Regions from separate parts of the Homo sapiens genome. Here region 2 is linked to region 1. A link is an interaction called in ENCODE POLR2A ChIA-PET data of the cell type or tissue named here. Cell type or tissue: GM12878. All regions are shown on one strand. Links, peaks and the distances in the headings refer to the core of each region. The heading gives the core; the rest is flanking DNA. Region 1 has its middle 37 kb from the start of NEB. Region 2 overlaps CACNB4 (calcium voltage-gated channel auxiliary subunit beta 4).

Evidence for each region. Peaks named below come from ENCODE experiments on the same cell type or tissue, not always from the same donor. Only the 100,000 strongest peaks of a DNase experiment are listed, where the experiment ranks them.
Region 2: POLR2A ChIA-PET joins it to region 1 with 5 read pairs; 2 of 35 experiments call an interaction of 5 or more read pairs at or near these places.

What each region holds. Positions count from the first base shown.
Region 1 is chr2:151,767,118-151,776,316 of GRCh38, forward strand. No RefSeq gene overlaps it. Among named protein-coding and RNA genes, the nearest start is that of NEB, 37 kb to the left of the region's middle. RefSeq lists enhancers at 4,156-5,156, 4,885-5,064. In GM12878, for the core only: no CTCF peak of the experiment used is centred there; a DNase peak (open chromatin) is centred at 4,614; H3K27ac peaks cover 1,110 bases.
Region 2 is chr2:151,858,012-151,867,210 of GRCh38, forward strand. CACNB4 (calcium voltage-gated channel auxiliary subunit beta 4) reads right to left here. Exons shown (of 14, transcript NM_000726.5): 10 at 2,700-2,809. Among named protein-coding and RNA genes, the nearest start is that of ARL5A, 34 kb to the left of the region's middle. In GM12878, for the core only: no CTCF peak of the experiment used is centred there; a DNase peak (open chromatin) is centred at 4,890; H3K27me3 peaks cover 120 bases.

The DNA of each region.
Region 1 (9,199 bases), core at 572-8,571:
GGGCAAAGCCACCTTTAAAATGAACAAACTTGCACATATAGTTCCCCCAGCTACTCAGGAGGCTGACGCAGGAGGATCACTTGAACCCAGGAGTTGGAGTCCAGCATGGGCAACATGGCAGGTGAGACCCCCATCTCTAAAAAACAAAAAAGAAAAGAAAAATCAATGAGCCCAGCTAGCACTTAGCAAGTGTGGGCATAAACATGCATGTTCAATGTTCAAGCACCAGAGGACACACACGAACACCCCTCACAGTTTTATTTTAGGTCAGAAGTAGGCAACCTTAGAGTTGGAACTTGGAAACAGGCATATGTTAGTGTCATACAGAGGACAGATGAGACAGAATCTGAGGGCCTCCACAGGGCAGAATGAGGCTTAAGAGAGTTCCAGGGAAGTTAATACAGAGAAAGACTTCCTAACAACTAGAGCTGCCTGAAAAAGCAGCAGCCTGTCTGGCACGGCAGTGGCTGCTGTGGCTCAAAGGGTATGGAACATGAATGCACAGCCCCTGAGTAGAAACGCTGAGGGGACTTCAGCCTCCAGGATCCTTCCAACACTAAGACTCTGAGACATCTTGAAATAGTTCACTTACTGCTGTCTGGTGTCAAATCATCATTTCCTAAAGTCACTATGACTCATGGTTCCTGAGGACAACTTTTGTCCCCATATCCCAGAGGTATTCACTTTGAAGTTTTAAGAAAGAAGACAAACTTGTAAGCAGGGAGTTTGTGTTTGGCTGTCAGTGATAACTTACAGATATTTCTCATCTCCCTCTCCCTGTGATATATTTTAAAAGTATATTACTATAGGGAGTATACTTGGAGGAAACTGTCAAAACGTCTTCAAAACCCAAGGAGTTAAAATTGATGTCCTGCTTTCAGAAACAGCCAGGTAAATCCTTCCATTGACTAAAACTCTCTGCTCAGCACCCTCACTCAACTGTCTGGGAGCAATAAGGAGGACTTGCTAATCCTCTTCAAGGAGCAGAGAAATATTTGCCATTACACTTGTGAGCCTGCCATGTGACCCTGGGAAAGCTGCTTAGCTTCTCTGAGCCTCAGTTTCCTCATGTGAAATGTGGAGGTTAGACTAGTGCCTACTGTACAGAGTTACTGGTAGCATTAAATTAAATAATGCATGGAATGCACTTACACTATCAGACACACAATAAATACTAAAAAAAGAGGTTAGCTACCGTTATTATTAACATCATCAGCATCATCCTTATTAGAAATTACTACTGTAAAGAGAGTACAGTACTTATGAATACAACCAGGTCTCTATTCTGGATTTGCCACTCGTAGCATTAGAATAGCACAAACATGTCAGGTTCATCAATGTTTTTCTTGTTGTGCCTGGGATGTCATCCAGGCTGGCACAGGGTGCATGATACTAAGATAAAACACTTCTGAGACAGGTGACATTGCCTACTCTTGCTACCCAAAGTGTGGTCGATAGACCTGCAGCATTGGCCTCACCTGAGAGCTTGCTAGAAAATCAGCCTTGAAGGCTGGGCACAGTGACTCACCCGTGTAATCCCAGCACTTTGGGAGGCTGAGGCAGGAGGATACCTTGTGCCCAAGAATTTGAAGCCAGCCTGACCAATATGGCAAGACCCCGTCTCTAGAAAAAATTTTAAAAAATTAACTGAGTGTGGGTGACATGTTCCTATAGTCCCAGCTACTTGCGGGTACTGAGATAGGAGGATTGCTTAAGTCCAGGGGGTCGAGGTTGCAGTGAGGTATGATCATGCCACTGCACTTCAGCCTGGGCAACAGAGTAATACCCTGATGAAAAAAAGAAAACCAGCTTGGGGAACAACCCTACCTTTGATTCAGAGCTGAGGGTGAGTGTGGGGGAGGGAATAGAAGGGGAGTTGTATAGAGTTGCTCCCTGTGTATTTTTTTAACTGAGCATTAGAGATATTGTTTCCCTTTAAAATGGTCCAACCCCCAACTCCCCACTCAGCCAAACACTCTCATCAACTTGGTATATTCTAGGTGCTCTTGGGCAGTGAAAGACTGTCTTTCTAATAGCATGTGATGAGCCAAAGTAAAATGGATGACTTACTAGATAGAGGAAGCTCATTTTAGAGTTTTAGACCAGTGAAAGGATTTACCTGGCTATTTCTGAAAGCAGGACATCAATTTTAACTCCGGGGTTTAGAGGATGTTCTGACAGTGCCATTCAAGTACACTACCTATACTGATGTGCTTTATAAATATATCACAGGGAAAGAGAGATGAGAAATATATGTGAGTTCTCATTGACAGCCAAACATAAACTCATATTTAAATGAACCACAAAAGCATCTCTGTATTGTGGCCTTCAGAAAATTAGCTGAACATTCCTCCAACATCTGCCACAATGTCTGACATATAATAGTTGCCCAAAATATAACTGATATATTAATTTTTAAATTGTAGCATTTTTTAGTCTCTAAAGAATTAAAGTAATTTATTCTAAAATTCTAGGCCTACCACAATCTGGATACATATGACAGAAAAATACTAAATAACTGTATCTTAAAATTTAAAATTCTCTCTCATATAAAACAAGTGTGGAGATAAGCAGTCTCAGGCTACTTCAAGGCATTATTAATAACCCAGGCTCTTTCTTTTCTTCTCTATAAACTTCAACATATGCCATTCTCAAATCACCTCCTAGCACAAGACGGCTGCTGGAACTCCAGCCACCCCATCTGCAGTCCATGTAGCAGGAAGAAAGGAGGAAATGGATATGCATCTTCCCAGAGTCCCCCAGAATATTTCTGCCTATATCTCATTGTTTAGAGCCAGCCATGTGCCACACTTAATTGCAAAGGAGGGTGGAAAGTGTTATCTTTAATTCTGAGCATTAAGAAGCTCAGCTAAAAATCAAGGTTGGGTGATTAAGGAGGAAGAGAAGATATTGGGATAGGCAACTAGGGATGTCTGCCAAATCTTGAACCCCCTTCCAGCTGAACCTGCCGTCTGCTCGCTCTCATCTGTCCTGCCCTACAAAGATGCTCATGTACTTGTTGTCTTCTGACACGGCACTTCGGTGTCCTGCTCATCGTGTTGTCCTGGCTTGGCATGCCTCTGGCTTCTCTTCGCTGCCAGCGGCTTCCTCCTTCCAGGCTCCTATCAGGACCCTCCTCCTCCACAGAGCATCATGACCTCATTTTCCAGGAGATGCCACTCCTTGCATTTTACCTTGTTGTTAAAAATTTACCTCTAATGTCAGGTGCAGTGGCTCACACCTGTAATCCCAGCACTTTGGGAGGATGAGGTGGGCAGACCACTTGAGGTCAGGAGTTTGAGACCAGCCTGGCCACCAGGGTGAAACTCCATCTCTACTAAAAATACAAAAATTAGCCGGGCATGGTGGCATCCGCCTGTAATCCCAGCTACTTGGGAGGCTGAGGCAGGAGAATCACTTGGACCCAGGAGGCGGAGGTTGTAGTGAGCTGAGATGGTGCCACTGTACTTCAGCCTGGGTGAAGGAACAAGACTGCCTCTCAAAAAAGAAAAAAAAAAAAAAAAAGAAAAGAAAGAAAGAAAATTTACCTCCAAAATGATAGGATGAGCTTGTCAGGCCCAGGACCAATTTTGTTTTTTAACAAAGTTCCTGTCACAGTAAGCTCACCCCTTTTTGTGAATATGCCATACATATTTGGTTTTGTTGTCAATGGCGGTGATAAGCAAGAGCTTGATAAGCAGAGCTGTAAGGTTTGGGTAATATTTCGGTTTGTCAAACTCCCTCGGCTCCTACGAATAATATCACAAAACTGTACTGTCTCTCTAACCCTCTTTGGAGTAGAACTAGTCCAAGGTGCTGTTAGCTAATCTTAAAGGAATATGGAGATGTGGAGAGTGATAAAATTATTGTATAGACTTTACAGAAGACATTAAAAAAATTTTATAAGCCCTATTTGTGGATGAAGTCTGGGTCTCCGGGGTAGTTTTTGGTCTCTGCTTAACTTTGCAGAGTATTGAAGCTCTTAGAATCAGAGGTTAGAAAATTAGAAAATTATCATATTATGAAGTCTTATCTTCCTATTACACAGATGAGCAAACTGAGATAAACTGGGCTTAGAGAGAAAATGTTATGGCCAACATAGAACCAGAGTTAGGAGGCTCTTCTCCAGACACACTCCAGGTTCCTTAACACTGCACCACATCACCAAGTTAGACGACCTTTGTTTCCTTCTCTAAAGACATCTGAGACAAATACTCTATTGGGCCATTTCAGTACCCATTGTTCTTTCTTCTCTAGCCTCTCCTCCTTGTCAGAAGCCCAGACATAGACTCTCCAGTTGAGCAAGGGTAGAGTGAAGAATTTACATGTTAAACTAATCTAGGCCTTTGAAGACCTCGATTTAGAAATGGGGACCCTCAAATCTTGGCTTAGCCTCCCTTTCCTGCCTAGGGCCTGGACACTATGAAGCATTCCCATGATCTAAGCCAACAAGCCATTGTCATTGCCGTATTACATTTACATTTAGACCTTGCCATTGTTTTGGTTTTTTTCTTTTCTCAGATCTCTATTTCTGGACTAAATAGAGAAGTGACATGAAACAGTTCAGCAAACACAGCTGTCTGGGGCAGCCCCATGCCTCTGGGAATGCAGTTGCTTCTCCTCCAGTAACACCAAGGAGCCAGCTCGCACTGAAAGATCATTGGCTACCAAGCTGGCTCTGAGGTGTCTGAAATGCGACAGTTGTTTGGCGTCCACTAATGCTGGTTTTACTCATGAGTTTGGCTTGTTTCTGGAAGCAACCACGGATTATTATGACTACCGAGGCATACTATTTATTGAGTGCTTACGGTGTAAACAAAAAAGGGAATATGCCTGCTTCAAAAAGAAGCTAGCGAAGGCAATGCACATGTCTTGGGAAGAGAAATACATTTCATTTTGGCCGCTCAACAAATGATCCCACAATAGCTCTTGGAGGTCTCCCATCTCACACAAACCTATTCCTCATTCCCTGCCTGAACCAGGGAGGGTGCTGGTACCTGTGAGAGACAGAGGAGGTGTGAAGGAGGTTGGCCACAGCCCGAGTCACACGTCCCCAACCTCTTTTCTTTCCAGAGGGCCACATGGGCTTACATCTCAGCCAAGACAGAATCTCCCTTACATCAAACACTACCCACAGGACATTACAGGGATTCAACAATGCTCCTTCTGAAAGACTGAAAAATGACTCCAACCAGACTCTTCATAGCACCATCAGCTTACTGAAAAGTGGAAGAACTCTAATATCTTCTAATCCAATCTTCCTGGCTTCCACACAACATTCCTATCAGATAATTTTTTTTCCCAAAGACTGGGATTCCCCAGTTTTGTGAGGCAAATTTATTAGCAATGCCCCAGTTTGGTTCTGTAATTGTTCAACACAAAATCTTTGAGTGGCAAAGACTCAGGCTAGAGTAAGAAAGAAACTTAAGACAAACAAATTCTACAGTCTTGTAACTTAAAGATGAGGAGCCAGCTAAGGCTTTTCAGCAGAGGAGTCTCTGGTTCTATCCCTTGCAGCACGTTAGGATCACCTGGGATCTTTGTTCTTCATCTTGCCATTGACGATACGAAGCTTGTACTTCTTCTAAATACAGACTTCTCAACTATCTGGTCCAAGAATGGAACAAAAATGGAAGGCCTCATGTGCTACAAAAGAGGGTTACATTCCATGTCTTTAAAGAAAACCTTCAAACACCTGAAAGTCTCTCTATAAAGCTTCCTCTACTATCTTCCTCAAATGGAATTGACTATTCTCTGCTTTGTGTTCCTAGCATGGCCTAAGAATGTTTTTCATAGCACAACAACAATACTTTATTTGGTGGTATACCAGAGCCGGCTAGTAGCTACTCTCTAAAAAAAAGTAAATCTGAAGAAACTAGCCATATTAGATATTAAACCATATTATTAAACTACAGAAATTTAAAAGAGTTTGTGATATTGCAAGATGACTCAGAAGATCACTGGCTCAGAATAGAGGATAAAATAGAAATGATAAAAGCAGCATTTCTAAGCAGGGTAAGAAAGATTATTCAGTAAATGCTGTGAGGACTTACTGCAATGAAAAAAAAAGTTAGATTCCTATTTTGTTTCTTACATGAATATTAATCCCAGATGAATAATGATGTAAGTACAACATAATGAAACCATGAAAGTACTAGAAGGAGATATTCTTGGCCTGAGGAGATACTTTCTTGAATAAGATACAACCCAGAAATCATAAAGAAGATTGACAAATGTACTACATAAATTTTGCATTAAAAATGCCATAAGTTAAAAGAAAATGAAGTGGTAAAAGATAATTGCAATTCATAGGAGAATGGAGTTAATTTCCCTAATATATAAAGGCCCTTATATAGCAATTTGAAAAAGGGGCATAAATGAATCTTTAAATATATTTTAATGTTTTATTTCATTAAGAATATATCTGTAATATTCTTTAAAAATATTTAGAGGAAAAAAAAAAGAATAAAAAAAAGGAAGACTCATTTGACTCCAACACCCGTTAGTCTTTATAAAAGGGGTTCAATCTTTTTTAAAAATGAGAAAAGGCTTTGAATATGCAGTTCAAAGGGAATAAAAGGGCCAATAAACAATGAAAAGAGTTTTTATCTTATATAAAATTAAAGAAATGCTAATTAAAATGCCATTTTTCACCAATGCTTGTCTAATGTTAAGTCATTTGATAATACCGAGAATATAATAGACAGTCAAACTTTTTGAAGAGCAATTATGTCTTTAAAAATATAAACTGAACAAATCCTTTGACCTGGCAGCTCCATTTCTAGTAATTTAGTTCATATATATACATATATATATATATATATATATATGTATATATATATATATATATATGTATATATATATATATACTTTTATGAGTACATGGAAACATCTTCAGCAATATTTGTAACAAAGAAATGATTGCAATAGGGGAAAGTAAACAATTAAATGCCCATCAATAGGAAGTTGGGGTAACAAATTAAGGTACCTCTAACATGAAATGTACAGCTATTAAAACAAATGAGGTAGATCTGTGTGAATATAAAAAGTTATCTAAGATACAGTAAGAGAACAACACAAGGTGTAGATACATAGAAGCTTATTTCATGTAAAATAGATATGTATGCTTGTATATTTGTAGACATTTCTATAAGAAGACACGAATTATTAGCAGTAGTTACCATTTTTTAAAAATTTAACGTATGCAGAGGCAGTTCTGTACTTCATTTATTGATGCTACATATATAGCAAGTAGAAAGCATACTTGAAACTAAGACATAATATAGTTTATTTTAGGGTGAAAAGAGTGGAATGAAATTGGAGAGGGGCACATAGAAATCTTTAAACATACTTTAATTTTTTTTAAGAATATATCTGTAATACTCCTTACAAATATTTGAAGGGGAAAAAAAAGAAATGACTTACTTGACTCCGACACCCGTTAACCTCTATAAAACTGCTTAAAATAATCAGTGATACAATGATGACTCACTTTTTTTTTTTAATGTGAAAGCCTTTCATGCGTAGGGATTAACATTTCCTTTGAGAAATTGGATCTACTTGGTGGAACATTCTTGTACTGATCTTTCTTGTTTACCAGATTTTTTCTATTAATACAGTCTGAAAGGAACAGTTGTGGTTTTATAGTGTGTCTCTGTTTGTTGTCAAACAGCAGCTGATATTTTATTAAGTTACTAGTAGTGCTGGGGAAATAGCCCCATGAACCCCTTACCTCCCTCACCTGCCTTGGAGATCTCTCACCAAAATTACTGGATCTTTTATAAGACATGGTTCTCCAGCAAAATATTACTGGTAGATATTCTTTGAAACCTAGGAGGGTAAGTCTTCATGTTCTGGAAAAGTTAAAAGTTAAAAATTGTTCACTCTGAGCTGTGGGCTGGGCTCTCAGATCTGCACGGCAGAATTCTCCCTTAAATATTAGGAACTTCTTCCTGCTTACAAATCCCCACTGACACCTTTGGGAACTCTCTGTGCAGGATGGTTCAGAATCCATCACCCAGACTGCTCCCTAAGTGCAAAGAGGAGGGCTGGGTGATGTGGCATTCACTGCCCTCTTGTCTCTCTGATTCAGAAACTCATAGCGACAAAAGATAACAGCACCAAGCAATGAAACTAACATTAGTCAAATGTGGGTGGGAGGCAGCTATTGCTTTGGATACCAAATTAAGTGGCTTATCTTCTTGCACGACACACATTTTACCCTCATAGCATTAAAACGGAGTTTTAAACATGCACGGTGGATTTTCTCCCAAGCACTGTGTCATCAGTATGATGAATATTACTTAGTGAGGGGCACACATCTAAGTCACTTTTTGTATTGTTTTGTTTTGTTTTGTTTTGGAGACAAGGTCTCACTCTGTCTCCCAGGCTGGAGTGCAGTGGCATGATCACAGCTCACTGCAGCCATGACCTCCCAGGCCAGTGATCCTCCCACCTTAGCTTCCTGAGTAGCTGGGACAGAGGCATGTACCACCACGCCAGGGTAATTTACTTATTTTTTATTTTTTGCAGAGATGGGGTCTTGCTACGTTGACCAGGCTGGTCTTGAACTCCTGGCCTCCCAAATTGCTGGGATTACAAGCATGAGCCATGATGCCTGGCCCCTAAAAGTCACTTTTAAGGAGACAGTTTCCTACCCAGAAACCTGGGACAAACTCATTTCAGTAGACAGCCCAGTTGGCTAGTACCAACATCCCAATGGAAAGCATGCTAGCCACAAATTAGCCAAAGAAAGTATTATCGGAAGAAAAAAATTACATTACATATTGCTAGCGTCTGAATATGTCCCCCCAAATTCATATGTTGAAACATAATTACCAATGTGATAGTGTTGAGAGGTGAGGCCTTCAGGAAGTAATCAAGTCATAAGGGCAGTGCCCTCACGGATAGGATTAGGGCCCTCATAAAAGGGCTTAAGGGACCAGGCCCTCACCAGACACTGAACCTGCCAGCACCTTGGTCTTGGACTTCCCAGCCTCCAGAACTGTGAGAAATAAATCTTTATTGTTTGTAAATTACCCAGTCTGTGTTAGAATGTTACAGCAGTAAAAAATGGACTAAGACACATACCCTGCCACGACAAATCCCAGAACAGTACTGTCAGTGAAAAGAGCCAAAGTCTGTAAAATATTTGAAGAGTTTTATTTTGAGCCAAATATGAGTGACCATGGCCCACAGC
Region 2 (9,199 bases), core at 545-8,544, 91 kb after region 1:
TACAGAATGTAATAAATATATTTTATCTGTGAGGCATATTTATCTATATAGCTCTTTTTTTGTTTTTTAAAGAAAAAGATCTCAACCAAATCAAAAAATCTTGGCTACCTGGACTGATTCTCAGAGGGGTTCCAAATAAGTTTTCCTCATAATCCTATTCCAGTCAAATGGAGCCCTGGGGAGTCATGGACTATGATGCTGGAGGACCTCGATGAACACTTCTATAAACTGACCATGATGATTTGGGCCCACCTCTCTCCAGGATCCCTGTCACAAATTATATCCCTTATACTCAAACCTGTTCATATTTCTCCCATGCTTAAAACACTTCAATGGCTCCCCAGGGTCCAAAGCAACATTTCCCAAAGTGAGTACTCTGGAACAATAATCTCATAAGATATCCTATGGGAAGAAGGGGGTTTTGTGTAAGGGTTATATTGAATACTATAATAGCTTCTCTTTAGAATTTCAAACATGCATTATCCTTCATATCTTCAAGGCTCTAAGTCTTGCAGAGAAGAAACCTGTCAGTTTAATTCATCATTTCCAAATTTATTTGACAATGGAAAACATTCTGAATGTAACAACTGTTACTATGTTGTAAAATTAACATTGCATGGGATCTATTTTGGAGTTCTCTTTAGCAAGGTGCATTAGAACCCCAACACATTGGCCTCAATCTTTTTCAATCTCTTCTGTTCCTCTCAAATCACACCACCAACTTCCCTGTTCTAAGCATGCTATACACAAATCTACTTGTTTCTCAACAACATATTTTTGTTTACATGTCAATGTCTTTGTACATTCCTGCCTGCCTTGAAGAACCAGCTCAAATATAACTTCTGAGAAGTCTTCTCACACATCTCTTAACCCCTACTCTTCTTTATACCCCTAGTTCCTTGTTCATAATTCCACTGTCACAGGTATTCTAACCATCTGTCTCTTCTGTCTCTTTGCCCATGGGTAAGATACTGTGTGTGGGTTATGTCTTTATTTCCTAAGTCTAGCACAATGCATGGCACATAACAAGTGTTCAATAAACATTTGATGAAGGAATCTACAAATGTGCATTAACAAGCACACAAATGGATCACATTGTGGTTATTATAAAATTAATAGATTGCCATGAAATTAATTCCAATGGTTGTGGGTTTATGACTTTACAGAGTAAAGGTAAAAACCATGAGGTGAGATATACTTTGTTTCTTCTTGTTTACACTAACATGCCCCCCATCCACCCCACTGACTCTGACAGCAGGTGAATGGATTGTAAGGAATGACTTCAGTGAATACACATGAAGCCCTTGGCAGGTGTCAATGGTTAAAGGAGTCAGACAACCTGGCTTAAGCTTTTAATTATCTTTTAGCCTCTCACCATACATTAGAAGGAGTACTTAAAAGCCAAAGACACTATAAGGAGTTACAAAATGGGTAGAAAACAGGAGAGCAGAGAATTGATGTTTGTTTGAGAAACTTCAACCTAACTTAATGTCCCTGTCACCCATGATATTTAACTTTAGTCATTACCTAATAGGATTCACCATCAACACTGCCATTGTACCTCTTCAAGGTCAAAATACTGTGCCTTTGAGCATGTTTCCCTCTGCATGTGGAAGGCTCTAAATACAAGACAAAAGAAGGGACCACTAATCGCTGGGATCTTCCCCTCACAAGCACTGACCACTACTCTATTTGGTATGTTTAGTAATCCTTCACAAAGCAACCATCCCACATTTATTAGCAATTATCACATGCCAATCCCATGTCAGGAACACACAGATAATATTTTGTACCTTCTTTACAAATTGCACGATCTTTGGCTCAAGGTCAGTGGGTTCTTAATGTGATGTTAGGGCATGCACTCTGTCTTGGAAATCTTAATTTTATTTTTCTATTATCTATAGAGCTAATTTCAACAGTTTAAAAAATGTAAGGCATGGAAGAGCCCTATTTATCCTTCCTAGTTAAAACAAGTTGCCCTCAGAATATGAATGTAAAGAGAATCCTAGGAAGTCATGAGTGGACTACACCACCCTTGGCAATCGTGGAGACCATGAACAGGCTTTCCAGATGAACGATGTAATTCACCAGCACTATGGACTCGCTTCTGTGGGTTATGATCCATCCTCCACAGCCCTGCTCACCTATGGCTTGACGGAGCTACTCACTTACAGCCTTTATTCTTCTCCATCATGGGGAATTTTAGGATGCTTTCCAACTGGTACCCCAGGAAAGACATGTTTAAAGTCCCTGCATGTTACTAATGGTCATTGCCATTCACAACACCAAGAACACCGTTATCTAGCTTTTCTTCTAAAGATCTCAGAAGGCTGAACACCTCGTTTCCTTTTATGTCAGCTGTGACTCAGGTATGACAGATATCATTAGCCTTGTTGAGAAGCTGAGCAAAGTGGAGATGACTGGTTTCATGTAGTTAGGCAGGAAAAGACTAGGAGAGCCCATTGAGGATTCTTTCCACCAGACTACTAATTAGCTAATTGACTAAAGCTGAGAGACAGCAAGCTCTCGCTACTGCAAGACTCTGCTGCCTTCTTGTCCATAGCTAGCATTCTTTTTAGGTACTCAGTGCTCCCCCGTTCAGAATGGGGAACAAATTGAAAAAGACATTCACAAATGCACCATGTGTCAGCCCGGTCTGTAAGCACAGCTTGAAGAAGTACCACATTTGAACATCTTACCTAAGCTGGACCGGGTGTTCGAACGTTCAATTATTGCTCTCTTGCTGGGATTATTTAGGACAGACCTCTTAGCAAGAGAAATGTCAGCTGTCACTCTCGTTATTGAAATCCTATGAATAGGAACACAGAACAGAACAAGCCAGTAAAAATGTTATGGGGCTCTCCAAGTGATTTATAACCACAGTACTTAATAACCAATTTACATGCTACAGGGGAACCACAGTATAACAAACATTGGCCACAAGTATTTTAAACAGGCTCTGGCTAGTATCAGAATGCAAGCAGAGCAGAATGGAGGAAGGTTTAAACTGTTTCACACACAAAAAAACCTACTCCAGTAAAAATGTTCTTCCTCCATTATGGCCTGCCTTGCTGAATTCCCTTTATAATATACACCACACCAGGAAGGAATCAAGACATATAAATAAACCATGCTCTTTCTAGGAAGTAGCAATACAATTTGCCACAATTCATAGTTGATTTGCTCTTGAACAAGACCTTCAGGAACTACAAATGCTTTGCTCTGGCATTTAATGATGCCAGTCAAAGCTGGGAAACCCTCTTCATTTTGATTATCAAAGACAATCTACCAGTCTGTGGCTAAGCTGCATTCTTTTGTGATACACACGTGATTCTCCACAGGCCCAAAGGGATACTTCATTTATAAGAATGTGAAAAAATGGTTTTATTTTTTCTGCATGCATAAGATTCTTCAGCATATTTGCATAAGACTTTGAATGCATACGGTGGGCAGTCATAAGGCACTCTAGTTGAAAGTAATGTGAGTATTGTGCCAGGATTTTCTACGTTAGAAAGTATCCTTCGGTCATGCAAGAGAAGAATAAAGCAGGGCCTGGCATGGTGGCTCATGCCTGTAATCCCAGCACTTTGGGAGGCCGACATGGGTGGATCATTTGAGGTCAGGAGTTCAAGACCAGCCTGGCCAACAAGGTGAACCTCCGTCTCTACTAAAATACAAAAACTAGCCAGGCACAGTGGCACATGCCTGTAGTTCCAGCTACTTGGGAGGCTGAGGTGGGGGAGGTCATCTGAGCCCAGGGGGCAGAGGCCGCAGTGAGCCGAGATCACGCCACTGCACTCCAGCCTGGGAGACAGGGTGAGACCCTGTCTCAAAAAAAAAAAAAAAACTGAAGAATAAAGCAAAGACATTGCAAATAAATGCAGAGGGGCATCTATTTGCATATGATTTATCAAATGAGAATATCTGCAACTTAGAATTTAAAGACTATTTTAAACTGAGATTGCTCAACTTCCAATTATCTACCAGTAGAATTCAAAGCTTGCCTCTTTAGGCCAGTTACTGTCACCATGGGCCTTTCTCCATTCTCATCTTCACAGCATGGTTCCCAGAAAGGAGACAAGGAAAGTAGCACCCCTCCCCTTTTATACTCAGTTAGTACACCCATTCTCTTCTGTTTTCAAACTCTTTGGGGATTGAAGCAGGAAGGAGGGTAGAATTATCAATTACTGAAACATATGTCATTTCATACCTGTCTGGGGACAACACTGCCAGCTATGTCAGGAGACTGTACCTGATTTCAGTGACCTAAAGCCTTGGAGAGAATTTAAAATAGTCCTTTCCTCAGATGGTTGGAAATCATTCTTTAAAACAACAGTCTGTGCAAAAGTTCTGGTGCCATTTTAAGCAAAGCACTGCTTGCCTGTGTCATTATGTTTATATGCTGTGGGTTGTCAGGAAGTTTTCAATTCTTAAAATTTTAGAACTGTTAGACCCTTTTCATTATTTGATGCATCTTCAAAATTGTCTCCCGCAGAAACCAAGAGTTTTTGCAGATACACCTCAGGGACTGTTCTGAGGACTAAAGGGAGGTTCAGTGGGCTCCAGCTTCACTATCCTCAGTGCCAGGTAAACATGTCTGCATTTCTGTTTTCTGCATTGGGGCTTTATATATGATTTCACTATAAAAAGCTGTTCAACTGCTAAAAGACACTGGAAAACACTGGTGTAACAACTTTTTCATCTTACCAAGAGGGAAACTGAGACACACACAGAAAGCTGCACATGGTTAGTTACAGCTCAGGTCTAAACTAGCCCCTGGGTATCGGGCCAGTGCCAAGTCACCTGACTCCACCATTCTCTTACAGTTCAGTGTTCTACAAGCCCGAATCTCAAGCTATGAGTCAAGTGGTCAAGCATGGATGCACAGTCAAGTCTTCGCCTTGCTCTGAGATAGTGAGAATTTAAATCAAGTTGAGGTAGAGTAAACCCACACCTGACTTTCTATTACTCCAGTTGGCCACTGCAGCTTTCAGGCATGAAGTCTCATAGGCAGCTCCTTTCCTCTCCAGAATAGGGTTTGTGTGGTTTTTTTTTTTTAATTTAATTTTTTTGAGTCGGAGTCTCGCTCTGTCACCCAGGCTGGAGTGCAGTGGTGCAATCTTAACTCACTGCAACCTCCACCTCCCAGTTTCAAGCGATCCTCCCACCTCAGCCTCCCAAGTAGCTGGGATTGCAAGCATGTGCCACCACACATGGCTAATTTTTGTATTTTTACTACAGATGAGGTTTCACCACATTGGCCAGGCTGGTCTCAAACTCCTGACCTCAGGTGATCTACCCACCTCAGCCTTCCAAAGCACTGGGATTACAGGTGTGAGCCACCATGCTCAGCGATGTGTGTTTATTTTTGTGTTTTTGGGTTTCTGGTTTATTTAAGAATGGAGCTGCTGGATAGAAACATACAGGCATGTTTCAGAGCAATCCAAATATATGACGAGAGACAAGTCGGTGGGTTTAGGGACAGAATTCAACTTTCTAGACCAATGATTTTTGGACTAATGATGTTTGGAGGGCCCAACAACCCAGAAAGTTGAATTCCAGTCTCCTTTAGTGAAAATAAAATTTTCTAGTTCTATACAAACAAGAGACTCTTGGTTCTTCAAATCTGAAGGGATTATCATCAGATTCACACTTTTTTTTTCTGAGTTATAAAAGTACTTTTACAAAGCTATTTTCAAACACGACCAAAGTTTGAAAAAATTCAGAAAAAAACCTTTTCATGTGTTCCAATACAGGGAAAGATGCAGACAATAAAGGGCACGTTTTCTCATTTTATTTGCTAATACAAGTTAGTTTGCTAATACAAGTTATTGATTAATAAAAATACACATGCATAAAACAGAGCTCAGAAGAAGACATGCACAGCCCTAGAAAACCTTCAGTAAGACAAAATAGGAGTTTCCCTTTTCTGTGCATAGATGCTTATTATTATCAAAACCAGACACCAAACCCAAAATTCTTTTTTATAAAAGGCTCTCCAGAAAAGCAATCACATTCACAACTGAATACTATCTAGCTTATATACTTTTTTTAACTTAAAGTGGTATCCTTTCTACTTCTTTTCTTGCTATGCTGAGACCCCCTAGTCTCAGCTAGTCCCCCTAGTTTCAGCATTCCCATGTACCTTGTTTGGTATACATCTCTAAAAAGTTCCCTTGGAAAACTTTCTGTGACTTGCTGGCCAGTAGGTAAAAGACTAATAGGAGTTTAGTTCCCCAGCAGACTGGATGTAGCAGCGAATGTTCCTGAAAACTAGCAAACATCATTCCCTAAATATAGTAAATCTGAACCCCAATTGTTGCTTATTTCCACTTTAGAATTCATCCTAACTGCTGCAATCCATCGTGAGTTGTATTAGTTTTCTGTGATTTTCTGTGGAAAGATATTACTTTCAGTTATGACAGATTCATCAAAAAATAATTTGTATTTCCACGCTGGTAACGTAACAGCTGTAAGATCTGTCTATATTCTATCCTTGCTACATCCAATATGCAGCCCAGACAGTATAATAATTTTTGAAAACTTCTGGTATTAGTAGGGAAGAGTGTTCCGAAGAATGCAACAGTGCACTTTCAGGAGAATGGAAAGGCACAGGAGACCCGAGTATCTTCCTGGATCTTTGTCTTGGTAGTTGCATGAGTCATTCCATCTTTTGACCTCAGTATCCTAATCAATAAAATGGCAATAGTAGCTTTGCCATAACTATCTCATGGGGTTGCCATTAAGAGCAAATAAGGTTATATATAAAAGCGCATTCTTAAATAATTATTCATAGTGTCCTCTGTTAATAAACACATATATAATGTACACAAGGCAAACAATTATTGGAGATTTAAAGACTCGAAGGAGATAGTTTCCTTATGTCCTACTCTCAAAAGTGGGCAGTCTACCATGACCCCTCTCATTCCCAGAGTCCGTGAAATGTGGGTGAGAGAATCAGGTCAGATACACTGTACTCAAAACCTACTAATTTAAATATTCAAGTTTGACACTCAAGTGTTCAATTAATTATTACTGGTGTTTGAGTGGCTGTTTATGAGTCTGCATTTGAATAGAAAACAGTAGGAAGAATGCATAGGAGAATGAAATTGATTACGAAACGGAAGTTGCTGCTGTTCTTTTTCCATTTGTTGACTGCAATTAGAAATTATCTTCATTCTTATATGGCTTGGTTGCCTTGTGACAGCACCAATTGTTCCCATTTCTTTTTATTAATAAATACTATCGCTTTGAGTCTCCCTAAGTTGTATGTTTAGCTTCTTTTCTTTCAAATTCTTTCTCAAGCCCTTTTTTTCCCTTTATGTGTTCTTAGGCTAAAAGCATCCTTTAGCTTGAGATCCTATCTGTGTAGGTTACACGATGTTCATCTAAGATTTTTGGCCATGATCATTATCAGTTACAAATTGTCCAATAAATGTCACAGAGTTGATCTGATCCAGTTGTCAAAAGCCTAAAGTAACAACTTTTTGGGGGATTTGAAATGATTGGCATAGGTCAACAAACTGCAACTGGTTTGACTGCTGGCTGTTCAGCCTGTGAATGGTAGATTCAGCCAGCTGAACAAACCTCATCCAAATGGGTAATCCCCAATTAATATTTGTGGTGTGAAATGAAGAGAGAAGCTCCATGCCCATTGTGTATCCACTGTGTCGTCGTCAGCACAGGAATCATTGCTTCATGTAGATATTCAAAAATACAGAGGGCGCTCAGGAACTGTTTAGTATTGTGTTTTTCTTTTTCTTTCTTTCTTTCTTTTTTTTTTTTTTTATTGAGACAGAGTTTTGCTCCTATTGCCCAGGCTGGAGTGCAATGGCATGATCTTGGCTCACCGCAACCTCTGCCTCCCAGGTTCAAGTGATTTTCCTGCCTCAGCCTCCCGAGTGGCTGGAATTACAGGCACGCGCCACCACGCCTGGCTAATTTTGTATTTTTATTAGAGATGAGGTTTCTCCATGTTGGTCAGGCTGGTCTCGAACTCCCGACCTCAGGTGATCTGCCCACCTGGGCCTCCCAAAGTGCTGGGATTATAGGCATGAGCCACTGCGCCCAGCCTAGTATTCTGTTTTTCTTACATGTATTACAGTTAGGCCCCACAATAGCAGCTACAGCAATAAAATTGTATAATAAGTAGCTCTAAACTGACTCAAATAATTTCTAAGGTATCAAAAAAATCCCAAGTTTATGATTCTGCAATAGTCAAACTGTTGGACTTTCATCCAATTTGTTGAATTATTTTCTACTAAGATCTGAAAAGCAGATTAAAGAAGAAAGCCTCGTAGCCAACAGATCCCTTCTTTGTACTTTCTGAAAAATAATAGGACTTTCTCCTATTTTGTCTAACGTACTGCATTCATAGCCCATGAAACACAGAGTAGGTTTCCATTAGAACATATTGTTTATGCCGTGTCACTGTGCTAAAGCCTTCCTTGTCATTGTTCTCTTGGCTGGTTTCAATTAAAGACTATTTGTTTTTTTCTCTCCTTGTATCAATTGGTAAAACATAATGCAGCATGATGTTATAGCTCAAAACCTAACGATATTCCCCACGAAGAAGACATGTCAGAGTCAGTGTGACGCTACCAGCGAATTTCTTTCTTATCAAAGTCTCCACATACACTCAACCAAGGAACTCCTTATTGTTCATTCTGCTGCCTGGCCTCTTAATATTTGAAATCAAGTCCATTCTCTCACCCCTCACCCCTTTAATATCTACCTATCTTTCTCCTGCTGGAGAAATATATCAGATTTCTCCAGGGCTAAGTCTCTCTCTTCAGCTATTACTTTTGCTACTGCTGGGCTCTTCCTCCAGACCCTCTGCCATGTCATCAGACCCCATGAATACTTGAGATTGAAATTTGCATTCAATTTCTATTAAAACCAACTTCAGTAGTATGTGTACAGTAATGGATGCGACAATTCTACTTGATTCGAGACAAATCTCTGCTGTTACAATTAAATAAATTCCCTTTTTCTGGGCCTCAGGATTGAGGAAGAACATCAGATTCTTCATTCTTGAGGGCAAACCTTTAACAGCACTGTTGCGTATAAGTATGTTATAGACCAAAATAATCTAACACTGTCTTATGGGATGGGATTTGTTCAGATAGGGCTGTTATGGGGCCAGTGGATTCGGCACTGCTCAGAACTGCCTTAGGTAACAGCTCCACAGGTTGAAACC